Regions from separate parts of the Mus musculus genome. Here region 1 is linked to region 2. The links are chromatin contacts, found by POLR2A ChIA-PET in ENCODE. All regions are on one chromosome and are shown on one strand. Each heading gives the region's core, a stretch centred on a gene start or an enhancer-like site at or near the end of the contact. The rest is flanking DNA. Distances are from core to core; before and after follow the strand shown. Region 1 has its middle 42 kb from the start of Klf15. Region 2 holds the start of Zxdc (ZXD family zinc finger C).

The links. ChIA-PET counts read pairs that join two places held with the same protein, here RNA polymerase II (POLR2A).
Region 1: POLR2A ChIA-PET joins it to region 2 with 12 read pairs in Patski. The contact joins the enhancer-like site here to the promoter of Zxdc in region 2. POLR2A ChIA-PET finds 5 or more read pairs at or near these places in 3 of 5 experiments (Patski and embryonic stem cell).

Annotation. Positions count from the first base shown.
Region 1 is chr6:90,501,740-90,507,468 of GRCm38, reverse strand. No RefSeq gene overlaps it. Among named protein-coding and RNA genes, the nearest start is that of Klf15, 42 kb to the right of the region's middle. Within about 2 kb of position 1,353, at least 1 of the 3 ENCODE cell types and tissues checked has a DNase peak (open chromatin) inside an H3K27ac peak, as active enhancers do.
Region 2 is chr6:90,367,052-90,372,981 of GRCm38, reverse strand. Zxdc (ZXD family zinc finger C) reads right to left here and starts at 3,488. Exons shown (of 10, transcript NM_173002.3): 1 at 2,414-3,488; 2 at 288-440; 3 at 117-195. The coding sequence starts at 3,323.

The sequences.
Region 1 (5,729 bases), core at 104-2,603, 140 kb before region 2:
CAAACAATGAGGACAGCAAAAAGAAAAGTCATCTCACGCAGTTCCTCAGCGATGCTTAATTAAGAAAGTAAAGGGACCCCGAGATCTATGAGTCTATTCTGGATCCAAACCCAAGTCCTGTCCCTGAAACCTGGAGAAACGACTTTAAGCACATGACACTGCAGCTCTCAAAACCACACCTTTCTCACCGGGCTACGTGATCATAAATGAGATTCCAAAACCACAGCAGGCTGCCAAAGCATGCAGTGAGCAGATCCACACAGCTCCCTGCACGGTGGAGGGCTGTCCCCTGTGGGAAGGCTGGCAGCTGCCCTGACTTGGGCTCTACAGGCCCACAGTGCCTGGAGGCTCTGGAGGGACTCTTAGCAGCTATTCAAAGTCCAGCAAACAACAAACCGAGCCCCTGCCTGTAGCATTCACCCAGCTTGGCACTTTCCCCAGGCGGGCATCCGGCCATCTCCCTAAGCACACATTTTCCTACGTGTCCAAGGTGTGAGAAAAGCAACAGTCTCGAGTCTGGGCTCACGGGAAAGGCTTGGTTTTAAAGGCTGTGTGTTTTTTAACTCGATATGAAGTACATTCTGTAACTCTTGACCAAAATACCAACTGACGTAAAGCAAGCTCCTTCACGAAAAAATATTTTGCTTGGAGATGGATCCCTGAACGCTCGCTCATGGTGGATGAAGTATCCCTTTCCTCCGGCAGGCTGTGGCAGGAAGGCTGGAATGGGGAGGGTCGGTCACCTCTCCTTTCCTGCAACATCCCTGCAAAAAGCTACTGCCTGAGAAGGACACTGAAATAAGACATTCAAGGAAAACCACCAGGGCAAGGAGCCCTTCCAGCTGAAGAGAGAATTCAGTAAGGTGGCCAGCTACAAAGTAAACACACAAACCCTGTGGCTCGCCAAATACCCCAAAATAGTTGTAACAAAATACACTGGGGGTAAAAAAGATCCCATTCACGATTCAGCAAGGGATGAGAAATTCCTGGGAGGAAGCTAGGCAAGGAAACACATATAACCATACTGAAAAAACACAGGATTAGATTATTTGGTAAACAAGAGAGACAGGGCCTGGGGTAGAAAGACACATTAAAGGAAAAGGGGCCCATTTTCCAGCAAAAGTGTTTGACGAGGAAACTAATCCAGAATTATGTTATCAGACATTAAAGCTAAAAGCCTTTGAACATTACGTTCCGGATATGGATAGAAGAGCAGAAGAGGAAATGTGTGTGTCAGCCTGAAGCACAAACATTAGCACGTGAAGACATGACCTTCCGAGTCTGCTGTGGAAGCTCTAGGCTTTTTTCCAATAAACCACTTGGGCTAGGGCTGGGGGTCGGCTCTGTGGTTGAGTGCTTGTCCCGTGCCTGTAGATCCAGACCCAGCACCAAAGAGGGTGGGGGAACAGGCAAATGGCCAGCCCTTGGAATGAAATAAAGTTAGATGCCTATTTTTTGTTCAGATGGATTAAAGATTCAACACAACTTGAAACCACAAAAACAGCCAGAGCATATTTCTGTGAATATTTATATAATCTAGGAGGAAGGAGAAGAGCCCACTGAACACAAGCCAGAGGTTGAAACAGTAAAGGTAAAAGGTGACTGGATCCGTTCAGAAAAACAGTACACACTTCTCTGTGTCAACAAACAGAAGCATTCTCTGCATTAGCCACAGACTCTGTCAGGGCTGAAGCAATGGCTCAGTGGGTAAGAGCACTGGCTGCACTTTAGAGGGCCAGGGTTCAATTCCCAGCACCCACGTGGCTGCTTGTAACCATATACTTCAGTTTCAGGGGATCTGTCACCCTCTCCTGGCATCCACAGGCACTGTACATCTTACATGTAGGTACACATAAAAAAATGGACTCTACTTAGCAGCCCTTGCTGTAGCCCCCTTACTTCAGAAGACAGAACTTGGGTACATCTAGCCCTGAGGATTCAGCTGGTGGCGGAGAACAAAACCAGAACTCCAGCCTTAATGGATTTCACAGTCCATTGGCTCTGGATGTCCCCAGAGGCCATCTGCTAAAGGTCCCCAGAATGGTGCTGGTGGGTGGCAGTAGGACATTTAAAAGGCTGATCATGACGGGAGGTCTTTAGATCCTTGGAGATGAGCCCTGGAAAGGCAGCATCTCTCTGACGTCTGTGGAGTGGGAAGTTTTGCTCCACTAGTTGTCATTGCCATGATGTGCAGCCCTCCCACAAAGCAACAGGACCAGCTGGCCATGGACTGAGCCCTCTGAAAACATGAGCCAAAATGAGCCCTTCTCTACAGCCAACTGTCTGGTATTGGTTATATGATGCAAGGCTTAGTGATAGAGCTGACCTCCAGACAGCTTACAAGAAACATATAGATTATCCGTTGAAAACCTTGGTCCAAGCACAAGTGAGGACCTGGGAAGGCAGCTCAGGGGGCAAAGTGCTGCTATACAAGGGTGGGGACTAGAATTTGGAGCCCCAGCATTCAGGTAAATGTTTAGTGGGCCTGGAGGCTTGCCTGTAATTTTAGCCCTCAGAAGGCAGATACAGGGGGATCCTTGGAGCAAGCTGGCTCGCTAGACTACCTGAATCAGCTCAAAATTCAGTGAGAGATTATGACTCAATGTATAATGAGGAGAGCAGTTATGTAAGATGAACAATGGTTAACCTCTGTAATTTGCATACACACAGAGGAATATGCATATACACACCACGCATACATGCATATGTAAACATGAAAGTGAGCCAGGAATGGGGCTCATTCCTATAACCCCAGCTGAGGTTGGGTGACTGCTCTGAGTTCCAGACCAGCTTGTACAACTGGGCAAGTCCCTGTTTCAAAAAACCAAAACCACCAAAGCAAACAAAAACCTCCACAAATAAGCCGGGCAGTGGTGGCACATGCCTTTAATCCCAGCACTTGGGAGGCAGAGGCAGGTGGATTTCTGAGTTCGAGGACAGCCTGGTCTACAGAGTGAGTTCCAGGACAGCCAGGGCTACACAGAGAAACCCTGTCTCAAAAAACAAACAAACAAATAACAACAAAAAAACCTCCCCAATTGCACAGGGTTGAGGACACAACTAGAGTCACTGCAGGTGGCAAGTGGTAATTAACCTGGAGACTTTTGTTTTAGGAGCTACAATCCATGAGAAGAAGCCTTCTGGAATCTTCTTTGGAACCTGATATGGATCCTTTTTATGGACCTCTTCCATCTCTGTACGTTTAAAGAACAAACAAACAAACAAACAACACCTTTTCAGCATCCCTCCATGATCCAAGTCAATTTTCTTTTGCTTGTACTATCAAGGAACAGTTGTTAAGTTTTTTTTTTTTTTAAAAGAGGACAACACTAAATAGTGTTGTAAAGGAATATTCCTAAATACAGAGATTGGGTGGGGCATGGATAAGCTGTCTACATTTGAACAGATTTTTATTTTAAAGTCAGCTAGAAAGCTATTGGCTCTCCACTTAGGAAGATATACATGATTTTCTTTTATGATTTGTAGAGCGTGGTTAAACACGTTGTACAGGGAATTCAAGGATATGGGGTGATTCATGATCTTGACAAGGGAAATAAGTGGCTAGGAGAAGACTATCCCACCCCTCAATCCCCCCACCCCTTCCCCAACCCCCCACCCCTTGATGGAGGGTGTAGTTCAGGCTGCCCTGGGGATGAGAGACAGGGTGCTGCTGTCTGGATAAAAAGGAAGCAGTGAGCTGAGTCTGAGACAAAGCCTTGTGGGGCTGAGGACAGTCAAGCATGCCCAGGCTGGGCTATGGTCACACCTCTAGGGGTAGGTGGGCCTTGGGTAGGCTAGATGGGGGCAGGGGCTAGAAATACAGACTCTGTTGACAGGCTTCCAAGATCCAACCCAACTTTCTCTCTAGTCTTGTGTTCCCAGGTGCATACCCAACAGTGAGCCACAGCTCAGCTTCCTCCTGTTTGAAATGTGAGAGGAATAACCTAGGGGCATTCAGGCATTGGATCCATGGTACAAGGCACATGAAGCCATGTGTCTCTATTCTTTCCCTCTAGGGCAGCTGTTCTCAAACTGTGGGTCAAGACCCATTGTGGGGAGGTCACGTATCAGATATCCTGTATATCAGATATTTACATTAAGATTCATAACAGTAGCAAAATTACAGTTATGAAATAGCAACAAAAATAATTGTATGGCTGGGGGGGGGGGAACGGGGTTCACCAGAACATGAGGAACTGTACTAAAGGGCTTCTCTAGGGTCTAGGGTTTTCCATCCTTTGATACCAGGGAGCCAGGGGTAAAGAAGTCAGGGGCTGTCTTGTTCCCATCCTCCCTGGGGTATTATCTGAGTGGCTTCTTCTCCCTTGTCCTTTCAGGCCCAGAGGGTGGTAGCTTATATCTTGCTAGCTTGGGACCTCTCTACCTCTTGGCCTTTTGTTTACATTGTGCCCTAATGGCCTTCAGCCCCTTCCCAAAGCTTCCTCCTACTTCTACTGGGCTTTTGACTAACCCAAGTTCCCTGTGAGGTTTCTCTGTATCTAACAGAGCTCTGGTGTGCTTTCTTCTAGAACCTTCTCAGGTGCATCAACCTCTATCTAGTAGTAGATGACCTCAACCCCAGCAATGACCTTTGAACTCTGGAAAAGATGCCTATGTCCTTGGGCTGATCTTCATGGTACTAGCCATCTTGAGCAAGACTATTGGCACTCTTGCATGGGAGACTGTACCCAGTGCTCACTTCCCTTCCCTTCCCATCCTGCCATGGGCAGAGGGGGCCCAGCCCTCAGTGGCCTCACAAAGATTCTTCCATTCATTAAGCAAGAATCTGCTTCACTGGAAACTGATGACCGCTGTCCTCAAGCCTCTGCCATTTGAAGGAGAATAGCTGAAGTACTAGAGACCCTCAACAAGATTCAGCTATTTGGGGCGTCCTCTCCCAGGAGGGGCTAGGCATGGTCATTACACCCTCACCAGAGAGCCCAGTCACTCCCACCTGTATCCCACTCAGCTGTGTGCAGTTCCACCCCAGCTGCAGCTGGTAGATCTAAGGTCCTAGAGAATGGAACCACTATGATTGAAAGGAGCATTCATGCAGCTGTGGGGAAGTTGTCATCCAATTGGGTGGATCATTCTAGTGGTACTGCTGTTTGGGACCACAGATGCCTCTGTAAGTAAAGTAACCCCCCCCCATGCTCCTGCAAGTAAGCCTGGCAACCTTCCCCATGTAGACTCACGTGCCCCCGACTTTGCTCTGCTATCAGCATCCTATGTGGATATGTGGATGATGTCTGTTACATCTTCAGGGAAAGTTAATGGAGCAGAAGCATACAGGTGTCCCAGGCGGTGAGAGTCCAAACATCCCTAGAGGGGGAGAGTCTCAGATCTGTGCCTTGTCCCCCAGCCTTTCTAGTCCTCCATTCCTTCTCTCCTTCCACCTGCCATGTCCCCCTCCCCCATTCCCTTTCCTTCTGTCCTCACCTCCTCTTTCTAACCATCTTTCTCTCCCTTTCTTCCTCCAGTCTTTTTCTTCTTCCTTCCTTCTTCCATCCATCCTCCTTTCTGTCTTTCCTTCCTCTCTCCATTCCTGCCTTATCTTCCCTGGGAGTCTGGGGTGGGGTGAAAAAAAAATAGACAGCTTAACCCTAAAATGTCAAGCAAACATTGTCAGCTCCTGACAGAGTCTCTACTGCTCAGACCTTGCACGGCAACGCTTATGAAATAACAGCAAAGTTTCCATGTTGCAAATGAGAACTATTGCCCAACAGCCC
Region 2 (5,930 bases), core at 2,239-4,738:
ACACTGAGCTGCATTTTAAACTGCCTGAAATCTGTATGTAATTCACTAAGAATGGTCTGAGACACATAGTTCATGTGCTTTTAGAACCTAAATGCCAAAATGTATGGTTCGTTTACCTTTTGTGTCTTAGAAGTTTGGACATACTGGTGAAGGTCCAGCCACAACTGTCTGAGTCACAAATAAATGGTCTTTCACCTTGTAAAAGAAAAACATGACACAGCATAGCCATGAGCACGACAGCCACCACAAAGCATGTGTCTACATGAGGTGCACACTGCAGCTCATACCTGTGTGACTTCGCAAGTGAATTTTCAGTCGGCAGGCTTTGTCATATTGTTTATTGCACCCAGGAAAGGAGCAGGAAAAGAGCTCTTGCTCCCTGAAGTGGGCTCGATTATGGGAAAACAGGGCACTCACTGTGATGAACGTCTTCTCACAGCCTGAATGAAGAAAGCACAAGCTCAGCTCTCAGGACAAAAATCACACAGTGCAGCTCACACAATTGATAGTGGCAGTTCACAATGAACAGACAAGGAAAGCCATGCCTCAGAAACCAGGTCTGCAAAGCTAGGTCCAGCAATGCTTAGCTTTCTAGAAGGCACAGAAGGTCCTGTCGCACATGTGATATGCAACACTCAGGTCACCTGTTGCAGTGTGATGTAAGAGTAAGAGGTTGTCTTCCAAACATAGCATTTGCTGGCCACTTTTGTAGACAACTCTGCAAAAACTAGGTTTGTCTTTTACAAACTCAGTTGGCAACGCTGTCTGAAACCAAAGAAATGAGCAGGACAAACTAAACACTAACCATCAAGATTTAGTCGGACACAGCTTTGCAGGGCTGCAACCATCCTACTAGCTCAGATTTTCTGTCCCACTAGAGTGGGAATCTGCATCCTCCACACTTTTCAATTCCCTCCAGCTTCTGCAACTGACACCCCGCATCTTACCATCTGGTTCCTCTTTATCTTTTACCCATTTATTCAGGTTGCCAGCTTCACCTCTGTTCTCACAGCCCCATCTCTAAAATACAATCACTATACAGCCCTACATACAAGTAACAGCCCAGGGAATTTCTGCTCCATCCAAAAATCCTCTTCCTTAGCCTCAAGCTGTCTGCTTTGCTATTTAGGGTATATGTGATTAGGTTAATCCAAACATTAGCATTCTCTGCCTTAGCAACAGTCCTCACCACCCCCTATCAATAGGCAAGCTCTTTCACCCTGACTCTGTGATCTTTTCCTGAAGCCCCACACCATTCCCACTGCCACTTCCTAGCTCATGTTGTCAAAACAACCTCTCCTTGACTGGACACGAAAAGGTGGTGTTCCCCTGCTCCTTCTCCCAGCTTCTATGGAAGCCTAAGTGATCTGCCAGCACAAGACCCTCAGGGGCACCTCATGCTTTTAAGTGAGTGGACCCCTGTCCTTCCCAGTATGATAGAGAATGGTGCTACCTTTGCTAGGGTGAGAGCAGCCATCATCATTCTCGGATTAGGAAATGACTGCATGTTTTCAATCATCAGCCTGATGATTTCTACATCAGACTCTATCAGATATGATGTGCACGCTAGAATACAACAGTAGAATCTGTTGCTTGTACAAGTTAAGTCTGGTTCTTCCTCCCAGCCCCATACAACACACAAGATATCCTTTTCAGGTGCTATACCCTACATATAATAATAATCTTCATATGAGAATAATCTACAATGCACATTACTAGTGCAGAGTGTATATAAATGTTAATGTGCAAGCTAGATGCTGGCTAAAAGTAAAAAGAACAGACATGATTCCAGAAACTGATTAGTCTGTCAAAAATCAGTATAAAAGACACAAAAACAGCTGTGTCACACACCGGCTCCTGATGAAGGAGCATCACTCTATTCATAATATTGGAAAGGACAGGGGTCTGATCCAATGTTCGAGGCGTCCTTGGGAGCTCTGTGTCCTCTAATCAATGGGGCTTCCAGAGAGGCTGGAGAGGGACCAGAGAAGCACCAATGTGTGCTCATTCCCTCAGTATTTTAAGGTGGCATATTTCGATTTATGTATCTTGGACCTCTGACTCCTCTGGTATTGTTGAACGAGTAGACTGAGAAAAATAAAGTCCTGACTCAACTCTGAGAAGAGGTCACTTCCAATGTAAGCATCTTAACAAAGGTTTGTACCCTCCCCACGGATAGCTGCGATTGTGCATGCCACTTGGCTGTAGGAACCCAGAGCTTCATATCTAAGTACCTGAAAGGGACTTCAAAACAAACACGGGAGTGTTTTTGCCTTATTCTCATTTAGATCAGGGCGCGTAACGCCTCCACCCCGACCTCCGCAAACCCTGCCCAAACAAGCGACAGTTTGGCCCTTGGGTCCAGACCCCGCCGGGTCCCGCCCGCCCCGGCAGGTCCGCGTCTCCAGCTTACCGGGGAAATCACACTTGTAAGGCCGCTCGGGCTCGAAGTGGCTGCGCTGGTGGGAGTTGAGCTTGGCGTGTGTGGGGAAGCGCTCGGCGCACACCTCGCACTTGAACAAGCTCTCCTGCTCGTGGCCCTTCATGTGCGCCTTGAGGTTGTAGACGGTGGTGAACTTCTTGCCGCAGCCGCCCACCGGGCAGCTAAAGGGACGCAGCTTGTCATGCGACTGCAGGTGCCGTTTGAGCTTGTAGGAGGTGGTGAAGGCCCAGCCGCAGCCATCCAGCGGGCACTTGAAGGGCCGCCGGCCCTGGAGGCTGCCGTGCGTCAGCAGGTGCACCTTCAACTGGTGCTTCTTGGCGAAGCTCAGCGCGCACTGCGGCTCCGGACAGCGGTAGGCCGGGGAGCCAGCGCTAGCGGCCACCGGCCCGCGGCGGGACGCAGCAGCGCTCGAGGGCTCCAGGCCCGGGGTGGTCGCGGGATGCAGGCTCGGGGCGGCTGGCGCGGGCGCCGCAGCCAGCGTGAAGACGCCGCGGTCGAAGCGCACCAGGAGGTCCTGGTTGTGGATGGTGACCGTGCCTGCCAGAGCTGCGCCGGGGGCGGCGGCCGGGACCTGTTCCGTGGGGCTCGCGCCCGAATCGGGCTCGGCCTCCTCCTGACCATGGGTGTCGGCCGCGCGCGGCACTTCCAGCAGTACCACGAAGGAGTCGCCGCCGTCCTCCGGGGGCGGCGGGCTGGGCCCCGGGGCCTCCTCTGGACGCGGCCCGGGCCCGCCATCTTCCGGGCCCCTCAGCAGCAGCAGGCGACGGCGCCCGGGACCGGCACCGAGGGACGGCCCCGCGCCGCGGCGAAGTCGGCTCGGGCCACCGCCATGTTGGTCTCCGCGCGTGGCCGGGGCGGCCAGCACCGCCGGGAGGTCCATCTTAGGCCCAGCTGAGGCGTCCGAACCGCAGCCACCGGAGAAGAGCTGCCCAGCCCTGCCAGGCATGCGCGCGACACCTAGGGTCCGCCCCCCGGGAGCCTCTGTCAAAGCTGAGCTTAGACTACAGCCCAGAGTCGCATCTCGAGCTGCGCGTGCGCAGGAGCCGTGGGCGTGGGCGTGGCGCGCGAGGGCTGTCGGGACTGTAGTCACGAGGAAGCCCAGGGGCTGGAGCAGGGGCGGAGCCTCCAACTTGTCTTGTGCTTGGAGTCCCAACTTGGAAAAAGAGGGTCTTCAGATTTGGGCTCCTACTTTTGCATCTGGGTAGCGCAAAGGAATGAAAACTGATTGCGTTTCTTAAGAGTTCCTGTGCCCTCTGTACTTTGAAAATACGAGCTAATTCAACCTGTGATTGCCAAGTGTAAGGAAACAAGTCAAGTTTACCTGTGGCCACATGATCCAGAACTGACACTCAGGCTTTGAACCTCTCCACTTTGCTTGTCATCTCTCTATGACCTCGCCGAAGAGCGCGTCTATCTGCTGCTACTGTGCCACCGACCTGATTTGCCCTGTAGCAGGTCCTGATGGGATCCCTACCTAAACCACTAAAGACATTCCGTGTTTCCTTGATATATGTCTGCCTTCTAAGTTGCTGGTTGTTCCCTGAATTCCACAATCCCCCTTGTCTCATACGGATTCATCTGGAATCACACCACTCCTGTCATCACCACTCAAATTCAAACTTATTTCACTCCTAGGTTCTCAAATAGCTAAGGAACCTGTCTTCCGCTCCACCTTTACCCAACTGTCTCCCCGCCCCCACCCATTCCAGTCCTTTCTGCCTCCAGCCTGTTTTCTGTAGGTCAGGCTTTAGTCTTCTGAAAGTTCAAATACTATTAAAACTTTGCCAACCTGCCATTTGCACCTACACTGGTTTACCCCCATTTCCCACCAATTTGCCCCTTAAAATGCAAGGGTATCTCCCTCCCCCTGTGTCTCCCTGAAGAGGGATGGAAATATGTCTACACAAAAACTACTTGCATGCTTATAGTAATCTTTGTTACAACAACTCGCCAGGGGAAACAATGCAAGTGTTCATTGTCAGATGAATATATATTCATACAGTGGAATATTTTTGAGCAATTACAGAGTTTTGCAAGTTATGTCATGACCAAACCTATGAAAAATATTTCAGCCACAAAAGAGAATGTGCTATAATGCCATTTATATGAAATGTCTAGAAGAGCTAAGTTATACAGACAGTAGATTAGTGGGAGATGGGGAATTAGGGCTAGCCTCTAATAGGGATGGGTTCTCCAAGGAGCAAAAGTTTTTGGCATTAAAAGTGTTGATTGAACAGCACATCTGATATACAAAAGCTACTGACAACAAATGACAGCAATGACACGTCTGTATGCTTCTATTAAAAATACATTTAAAAAATGAGCACAGAAATAGCACATCTGTTTGTGAAAAACCTTACCTGTCTGTATATGTGCTTATGCACTCTGTGATGGTTTGGATATGCTCGAGCCAGGAAGTGGCACTATTAGAAGGTATTGGAGTAGGTGTGTCACTGTGGGTGTGGGCTATAAGACCCTCCTCCTAGCTGCCTGGAAGTCAGTATTCTGCTAGCAGTCTTCAGATGAAGATGTAGAACTCTCTGCTCCACCTGTACCATGCCTGCCTGGATGCTGCCATGTTCCTGCCTTGTTGATAATAGACTGAAGCTCTGAACCCGTAAGCCAGCTCCAATCAAATGTTGTCCTTATAAGAGTTGCCTTGGTCATAGTGTCTGTTTACAGCAGTAAAGACCTAACTAAGACAGAAATTGGTACCAGGGCCTGGGGTGTTACTGTGATAGGTGTTGCCATGGTTTTGTTTGGAAGAATGTGGATTTGGGGACTTTGGATTTGGAAAGCCGTGTAATGCTTTAAATGGAGTTTAATGAGCTATCCTAGTAGGAATAGGGAAGATGTTGTTGCTGTGAGTGATTTCAACTGTGCAGACTTGGCCCAAGAGGTTTTAGGGGAGAAGACCTCAATATGTGGCCTAGAGACTGTTTTTGTAGTATTTTGGTGAAGAACGAGGCTGCTTTTTGCCCTTGTCTGAAGAGTCTGCCTAAGGCTAAGGTGAAGAGATTCAGATTAAGTGCATTGACAAAGTCTCAGAAATGCCCATTTTAGATTTTGTTCTCTGGTTAAGTCTCATGAAGAGCGGGTTGAATAAGCATAGCAAGCTTAGAAAGGGAAAATATAAAAAATATGATTTGAGTATTAAAGGGGCTCCAGGAAGTGAAATGAAAGTGAAATTTCTTTTCTAGAAAGATCCTTGATGCCACCTCCATGGTGAGGTGGAGAAAGGGGTTTTTGAGTAGGTTCCCTTTGGCACTATCGAGTTTGTAGTTAGGCGTGTGTGTGTGTGTGTGTGTGTGTGTGTGTGTGTGTGCATGTGCGCACACATAGGACAACTTAACAACAGTTCACTCCTTCCACTGTGTAGATTGGGGGTTTAACTCAGGTCATTGGGCATGGTAGCAGGTGCCTTTAAGCACTGATTCAGCTCAATGACTCTAGTGAGTGTTTTAGACCACAAACAAGTATTTTAGAA